Linked DNA regions of Homo sapiens: region 2 is linked to region 1. A link is a loop called in an ENCODE intact Hi-C map of the cell type or tissue named here. Cell type or tissue: endothelial cell of umbilical vein. All regions are shown on one strand. Each heading gives the region's core, and the rest is flanking DNA. Links, peaks and the distances in the headings are about the cores only. Region 1 overlaps BTBD9 (BTB domain containing 9). Region 2 overlaps BTBD9 (BTB domain containing 9).

Region 1 (4,398 bases), core at 188-4,187:
GACTTGAGCTCAGGACTCACACCAGACTCGGGCTCCGCCCATCCCTGTGCCAGGGCCCCTGTTGGGAGTAGAGAGGGCAGTGATCATGGGTGAGATGAGGATGGGCAGGCCAAGCAGAACCCAGGCATCCTGGCTCAGGGAGCGGGTGGCTGAGAGCTCATGGCAGGAAGGTGGGAAGGGGCAGGAGGCGGGATTGCGTGTGGGCTGAGGCTCCAAGGTCCTGGTGTGTGTTCCGCTGTGCCGTGGAGCTTCATTTATAAAACACAATTCAAAGGTAAAAAGACCCTAAGCATTTCAAGATGGTGCCACAGAGCATTAAACCTCAAGCACTGGGTCCCATGCGACTGTCCTGGTGGCACACCATAGAGCCAATCCTGCATAAATCTGAGAAAGATCACAGAAAGGTAAAATTGCAGAAATGTTGCTACTTTTATGTTTCTCATCTACCTGTTGCATTTCGACCCATCATTTCCTATGCTGCCTCTCTTAAACCAGAGGTTCCTCGGAGGCACACGCTTGACACAGTGTGACTACGAAACAGCAGGGGAGTGATAAGTCTGCAGCACGGCCGCCTGCTAGACGCCACGCTCAGAGGGGCAAGAAACCTCATACAACTGCTGTCACTTGGGAGGGCTGAGGACTCAGAGACAAGGGATGGGGTGTTTGACCTCTCAAGCCCTCTGTGGTTGGCCGATTCCACAGAGAGCTGTAGGAATTAGCAAAGCAATAGGGGCTGGCTTTCATTTGCTAATGAAGAGATATCCAAAAATGATAATGATAACCCCACTGTGCAACTGCAGGACTTTCTCCACACCAAGCTGTCTGAATAGCAGGCCATTAGCAGGCAGAACAAACAATTCCACTTAACTCAGGATGTAGCATTTACCTGTACATCATGAAATCTCATGGCACCTCTCATGAAAAGAGACCCTTACCTCATTTGCTGTGTTGTGTGTCCCAACGATACGGATGAAGGAGGCAGGCTGCCTTTCAAAAGTTACTGACTGCCAGGACCTGTGAGAGGAAACAACCATTTGCCTGATTAGATGGTGCAGTTGACTCTCTGGTAGTGTGGCCGATGGAGTCATGTCCACTGAGGAGGGAGGGCTTCCTGTCCTCGGAGACCTGCACTATAGGAGGGGCAGGCAGCTGGGCTGCACCTAACGTATGGCTGAGAGAGGCAGGACATACACAGTGTCCCTATTCAGGAGCTTACAATCCCATCACAGAAGGCACTCCTCCCCATCTGTGAATGTCACTTAGGCTTCTTACAAAGCCCTCCATAAACAAGCACAAAGGGCAGACCAAGCTCATTACAACAAGGGGTGGGGGGAGGGGGGAGGGATGGCACTGGGAGATATACCTAATGTTAGGTGACAAGTTGATGGGTGCAGCACACCAGCATGGCACATGTATGCATATGTGACAGGCCTGCACGTTGTGCACATGTATCCTAGAACTTGGAGTATAATAATAATAAAAAAAAAAGTGCGGACAAATAGATGTAATCATGGTGGCAGGAGTTCATAAATACATTTCCCCATCTATAAAATGGGGCCATGATGGGGCCTACCCCAGGGCTGTTGGCAGAATGACCTCAGTCGTTCATCAGATGCGCATCTGAGCGGGAGCAGCTACTCAGCTCGGCAGGCTTCTGGGAGGAGGAGAGTTTTGAAGAGGGCAGGCATGCAGGAGGGCTGCAGAGGTCAGCACTTGGGCTGGGGCAGTGGGGGTCCTGCACCACCCTCTGACCCCACCATGTGAGTGATGGCACATGGGGGTTGTGGCAAGTTCTCCACAGGCCTCTACCCCCTTCTTTCCTGCTTCCAAAACGCTGCCCCCGACACTGTCTATTCTTAAGACTGGCCTGACTCTGTCTGGGTGGTTTCGAAAGCATCCCCGATATTTTCAAGGCAATTCCTCATTGATCAGCATGGGCCAGGCCAGCTCATTTAAGACTCAGCAGAGCAGGCCCTGAGCAGATCCTGAGAGGAGGAGTTCTGCTCTTGGTTGAACGCTCAGCAGCTCATCAGAATGCACTGGAGGAGTGCATGGCACCCACGACTGTAAACTCCAATAATATTTTCTGTAATAAATGTGAGGAGTTCACAGTTGCTGCCATCCCTCCTCCGCTCTCACAGTGGAAATGCCAGCTGCTGGAAGCTGTTTCCTGTAATTGTCTAATTACCAAGTAATGTTAGCAAAGAAAATATATATGTATTTGCAGTTTGTTTTTCCCCCTTTGGTTTCAGGTGTTCCATCTTCCCTCTCACTATGAACCTCCCACTGAGATTGATTCACTGCTGCCTGGACACCAGTCCCCTTAAGGTCATTAAAAAGTCATTACCATCTTGTGTGTAAAGTCTGTGCCCCTGAAACCAGTGTTCTGGAAACAAAGAAAAATCACTGTCTCCATAAAAATGCTCTTATTCACACATGAAGGTGACGCCATCTGACCATGCCCAGGGCTTGTGCTGGTGGCCTATTTTCTCGGTGGGCGACTGCTGTCCTCCCAGACCCCCAGCTCTCTTGGGGAGTTTGCTAGATGGGATGCAGCCCATGGGCCGGCAGGGGAGCCTGCAAGGCCCTGTGGGGTTTCCACAGGCCTAGCTGTCTCTTGCGAGCCAAGCAGTGGAACTGACCACACACTCATGTCCTTCCTCCAGCAGGTGAGGGGAAGTGAAGGGAGCAGCCCCTGGCCAAGGTTCACACTGTTTGGGACATCAGAGTCCCATCCCTGTCCCTAAAGGAAGCTAAGAGTACACTAAAGCTGGCCCACTGGCTGCTTCTCAGGCCACGCCTCCAGAAAGAGAAAAAGAAGTAGGATGAGTGACAGTAGCTGGTGACAGCTATTAGGTTCAAGTCAGTTTCACAAAAAGGACTGGCTTGGGGAGGCGGTGGGAGTGGAAGAAACTGAGCAAAGATTTTGTTCTTTTCAGCCTTTTAGCTCAATGCCTGTCAAATATCCAAGTGATTCTGGACAGTTGGAAGCTCTTAGTCCTCAACAACATGCGTGTGGCTCTGAGAGTGAAGGCAGGCCCAGAATCACGGCCCTGTGGTCCCACGCACTCCTCCCTCCAAGATGTAGAGGAGGTTTGAGGAGCCCAGGCAGTGAGGTCTCGCTGGGAGCCGTCCTGGGCAGAGCTGGCCTGAACCTGGGTCTCCCTCCCCTATCTCCCTTGCTGCTCCTCTTGCCTCCACTCTCCTCTCCCTACGTCAGTCTGGGCTCTGGGCTCTGGCCCCACTGCCCTTGCTTCTGCATGGGGAGGCAGGAGAGGCAGGGGAGGCAGGGCTGGCAGGGCAGCAGTCTGAGCGGGAGGGAACTTTGAGGAGTAAGAAGATCAGAAGGTCTCAATTTAATACCAATCTTCCATTACACTGCATTAATGTCTAATCACACTGGACTTCAGCCTGAGAGTTGAATATATGATTTCATTTTCAGCAGAGCCGGATAGCAATTCTAAACCAAAGTATCAGTAGTAAGGGAAGTTGGTTAGGACAAGGAAATGAGCATCTGTCTCCCCCCATCAGATTCCATTTCCCCTGAACTTTTTCAGAATAACTTGCCATGTTGCTTGAAGGGGAAATGACAAGGTGGCACCAGAGTGGTCACCACATTTGCAATCACTATGAAACCTCAAAGGAGCTGCCTTGGCTGAGATTTCACAGGGCCAGAAAACCACCTGCATTGTTTAGTCAATGCAAAACCTTGACTGCCATGTTTATTGGGCTTTATTGATAGCTGCATAAATATTCCAACTCACCAGGTACCCAGAATCTCTTCTCTAGTAGGCAAAACCTCCAGGAAAGACAACAGACTGCTAGAGGCATGGCAGCCCGCCCAGTTCAGAGCCAGGGCTGGGCGCTGAGAGGAGGGTGTTTGAACAGGAGCAGTGAATTGTTAAAAAATAAATATGGTCTTAATAAAAACAAAAAAGCTTAATAAGAACAAAAAAACCCACGCAGGATTGATGTCCCAACCCCATACTGGCTCTGACTGGATGAACCGTTACCCTCTCCGGAATGCTGACAGAAATAACACCAGTCACCTGCTCACAGAAACGCATCTAGAATGAGGTCCCAATTATGTCCAATTTAAATATGTATCTATACACATACGTATTATTTTTAAATTTTTAATTATTTTTTATTTAATAAAAATTTTAAACTTATTTACTTTTTAAATTATTTTTTATTCTTTCCCATGCACACATGTGCAGAACTATACACGTATGTATTAAAACATAGATGTCTATAAGAATGTTTGCCAAAATGTTGGTCCAGATTTTAGCTTTGGACGGAAGAATTTCAAGAGCCATTTAGTTTACTTTGGTGCTTTTCTGTACTGTTTGAACTTGGTAGAATGTCTAATACACATAAGCATTAAACAGAGTACCT
Region 2 (4,398 bases), core at 288-4,287, 67 kb after region 1:
CTCCTGACCTCAGGTGATCCACCTGCCTCAGCCTCCCAAAGTGTTGGGATTACAGGCATGAGCCACTGCGGCCGGCCTAAAAAATAATTTTAAAAAATAATCTGAGCATTGCAGTACAGGATTAGTGTTTTGCTTCTGACAGTGCCACAGGGGAGACAGATATTGTTTTGTATTATTTCAACCTTAAAAGTCCTTCCCATACAAACTATGTGTTTTACTGCTTTATAGTTGGTCATATGTGTTTGCTTCTTCTACCAGCTGGCATAGATAGTGAGCTCCTTGAAGGCAGTGTCTACGTCTTACTGATTTTTTCTATACCATTCACATAATGTCTCACATGGAGCTTAAACTCAGTCAGTGCTTGCTGAGCAAATCTATTCTTTGTAACTACAGCAATAATGGCCGGGCGCAGTGGCTCACGCCTGTAATCCCAGCACTTTGGGAGGCCAAGGCGGGTGGATCATGAGATCTGGAGATTGAGACCATCCTGGCTAACACAGTGAAACGCCGTCTCTACTAAAAATACAAAAAATTAGCCAGGCGTGGTGGTGGGCACCTGTAATCCCAGCTACTCGGGAGGCTGAGGCAGGAGAATCGCTTGAATCCAGGAGGCGGAGCTTGCAGTGAGCTGAGATCATACCACTGCACTCTGGCCCAGGCCACAGCGCGAGATTCTGTCTCAAAAAAACAAAAAACAAAAAACAATCAATAATAATGATCATGATGGCCAACATTTCTTTAATGTTAACTGTGTATTAGGCCCTATGTTAAGTGCTCTGTACAATTCGTCTTATTAAAATCCTTCTAAATATCCTCTTAGCAAGCACTATTATTATGAAATTACAGATATTGAAAGTGTGAGGATTAAAGCATGTTAAGTAACTTGTCTAAACTCATACAGTAACTAAGTGATGGAAATGATACAAGGTTCTAACCTGGTACCTTCACCAAAAGCCCATTTCTGTAATCCCACTGCCAAATGTTTCCATTACTCTCAGTTTACATATCTGGTTCACAATTTACAACCTCTAACCTATCACTCTATAAAAGTAGCTTGTATTATTTTCCCTTAATCTTATGATTATAATCAGTGAAAATCCTTTGCACAAGTTCAGTTTAGTATCACATATAAAGCTATTACTGAGGACTAGGATTGCCTGTGTTTTCCGTTTTCCTTCACCGTTACCTTTTTTGTTGTTGGGGAAGGTTGGGAGGACAGCTTCTCTCTCTGTTGCCCAGGCTGGAGTGCAGTGGTGCAATCATAGCTCACTGCAGCCTCAAACTCCTGGGCTAAAGCAATCCTCCTGCCTTAGCCTCCCAAGTAGCTGGGATTACAGGCACACACTACCACACCCAGCTAATTAAAAAACAAACAAACAAAAGATTATTTTGTAGAGATAGGGTCTCACTGTGTTGGCCAGGCGGGGTCAAACTCCTGGCCTCAAGCTACCCTCTCGCCTGGCCTCCTAAAGGGCTCGCCTTCCCTTTCATTCCTTATTTTCTATTGTAATTCTGTTTGCTATCAATTACTAAACCCATGCTACCTAATATTTTTGAACTCATCTTTTAAGTAGAGAAAACTGTTAAATGGGTTTGGAAAGCATTAGTAGATGATACCTACTGATTCTCTTTAATACGCCTGAGTGTTTAATCTCTCCAAGTACCCTGAATGAATCAGAAAGGATTCCACTCTGTTGTTCTTAAGTGGCCCAAAATTCTACTCTTAGATTACACTAATTTTCTTATAAGAACGTGAATCATTTCCTTCATTAGTCATTTCCTCAAATATTATCCTAGTCTGTAAGCACTTTTATGCAGTCAGCCTATGCTAATTTATATTTATTTTGAGTAACTTTTAAAAGTGTATTTTTTGCTCCTATGTTTGTCTGGTTCTTATTTTGATTATAAGAACTTTAGAAAGATGTTTGGTCTTTCTCTTTTTAAAAACTCTGCTTCAAACATGTAGGCTCTGTTCATGGCATATGTTCCATATATGTTCTGGATTGAAATCATTCGTAACTCTGACACAGTAGAGTAAAACTAGGGGAAAACTTCAAATCAATTAATCATTCTCTTCATTTAACAGTTCTGTTACCATAACTGTTGTTGGAAGATAATGTTGAGGTTATTTTCCCCAGTGGGATTTTTAATTATTTATGGAGAGCTAGGTTTATCATATTCCCTATCCTTCTAGATAATCATAAGCTAGTGTTTCTACAGAGGACTGAAATGAAAATGGTCAGTCCGTTTTGGGATAGAACCTAACCACATCTCAAAACATTTCATGGAAAATGACAGCCTTGAAGAGGATATGGGATATGGAGAAGATAAAAAAAAGAAGGATAAATTATGAGTATCATATATGTTCTAGTAGATATTCTTGGAGTGATAACATATTTGAGGAAAATTTTAAGTTGTATATATCATGCTCTGTAAGTAGCTTATTCTATAAAAGTCCTCCAATTTGTTTCAAGGCAAATTATTATCTTAAAATGAAGGTAATCTGAAATTCCAGTAACTTTTAAAACATATACACACAGTGCATATGGTTTGTAACTTGCTACTTTTGCTTAATGGTCTATTATGAATATCTTTTTGTAACATCAAATATTCTTCTACATCATATGTACTGACTTCATAGTATTTCACTGTATGGATGTCTCATACTTTATTTAATCAATCTATTATTATCTGACACTTAAGTAGTTAATATTTCACTGTTATGAAAATTCTTTTTTTTTTCTTTGGAAACAGGGTTTTGCTTTGTTGCCCAGGCTGCAGAATGCAGTGGCACAATCATAGCTCACTGCAGCCTCAATTTCCTGGACTCAAGTGATCCTCCTGCCTCAGCTTCCTGAGTAGCTAGGACTACAGGTGCACACCACCACGCCCAGCTGATATTTTTTTTTTTTTAATTTTGTTGCCTAGGCTAGTCTCCAACTCCTGGCCTTAAGCAATCCCTCCACCTCAGCTTCTCAAAGTGTTGGGATTAAAAGCATGAGCCACTGAGTCCAGCGTATTATGAAAATTTTGTGATAGACATTCTTAAGCTAAATCTATGATTATTGTCTTTGAATGATTCTGTAAGTGAAACTCCTGGAACAGGGCATATAACATCTTGAGGCTTTGATGTATATCATAAAATAGCTGTATACTTCTATTCCCCCCAACCCCAAGCAAAAATCTATACCAATTTATATTAACACTACCAGCACTGCATAACAAATGCCTGTTTCTGTGCATCATCACCAATATTATATATTATGTTTAAAAATACTGCTAATTTGATAGCTGAAATATCTTATTAATCTGCAATTTTTAACTTATTGAGCTTGAACATTTTACCCATTTTCTACTTATATGTATCTTTTTGTTAATGACTTACAAAATGTCCTCTATATTTAAAGGATATTAATCCACTGCCTATCATAGTTTGCATGCTGAAGGTATTAATTTTTATTAGCCTAGTCTATCGATCTTTACCTCACTAATTTATTCTGGCCTAAATTCTTTTTTTCTGAACAGCAGCCAAGTGCTCATACTGGTTGAGACATCCTCTCTCTAGTCCTCTATTAAGAGTCCCCAGGGACTGGAGATGTGGGGTCATGGTGACTCCTGAGTGGAAAAGGGACACTGACGGATCTCAGGTCATCGAGCCTAGGGCTCAGACTCAACCTACATGTTGAAGTTTTAAAGAGGACTTCTAACTCATGCCTAGGATGCACATTTGCTTGGAATTTAGGCTTAGCCAGGAATTAAACCCCTTTGTTGATTTGACTGAAAAAAGCAACTGCAGCTGAAGAATACTAAAGGAAAAACTGATTCAACCTCTGCTTTTCCATTGAGAGGAATTTTGCTCTACCAATTCCCTTCACTTCTTTGGCTGCCTGCAAAGTGTATTCTTATGTCTTTGTGCCTGCAACAACAGAGAGCTATTTCTGACTTGTAAACTAGCTGGGAATGTTTGCATGGTGAGCTCATCCAGGACAGACACTCTCTATGACCTTAACTGAAATGAGCTCCTTAAACATACACAGCACACTTCCACCCATAGATCAGAAGCCATTTTCAAAAGGGGCTGAATAAAGGAAGTTGCTGGCCAAGATTTATTGATGCAGATCAGGTCGGTGTTTAGCTGTTGCCACAAACCTCTCTAACTAATGAGCACAGCATGAAATGCCTGGTGATATTATATATGTTGTCTCCTCCATCTTCCCTTATTCTCATTGTGCAGTTTCCCTAAAAGCAGTGAAGTGCTGGGCTTTTTTTTTTTTTTAATTGATTAGCAGATGTGATTTTGCTTACATCTTCCATAAATGCTCTGGCTGGCTGCATACCATTGATTACCAGGGGTTCAGTTTACAGCAACTAATTGCTCTCCTTGCTGGTATTTTGATA

What was found. Peaks named below come from ENCODE experiments on the same cell type or tissue, not always from the same donor. Only the 100,000 strongest peaks of a DNase experiment are listed, where the experiment ranks them.
Region 2: it touches region 1 in a loop (2.4-fold over the local background); 1 of 110 quality-filtered maps calls a loop at or near these places.

Annotation. Positions count from the first base shown.
Region 1 is chr6:38,191,584-38,195,981 of GRCh38, forward strand. It overlaps BTBD9 (BTB domain containing 9), which reads right to left. Exons shown (of 11, transcript NM_001099272.2): 10 at 936-1,014. Among named protein-coding and RNA genes, the nearest start is that of BTBD9-AS1, 290 kb to the right of the region's middle. RefSeq lists enhancers at 96-605, 606-1,115. In endothelial cell of umbilical vein, for the core only: no CTCF peak of the experiment used is centred there; a DNase peak (open chromatin) is centred at 2,188; H3K27ac peaks cover 525 bases.
Region 2 is chr6:38,258,209-38,262,606 of GRCh38, forward strand. The region is part of intron 8 of BTBD9 (BTB domain containing 9); the gene reads right to left. Among named protein-coding and RNA genes, the nearest start is that of BTBD9-AS1, 220 kb to the right of the region's middle. In endothelial cell of umbilical vein, for the core only: no CTCF peak of the experiment used is centred there; DNase peaks (open chromatin) are centred at 1,803 and 3,973; H3K27ac peaks cover 2,417 bases.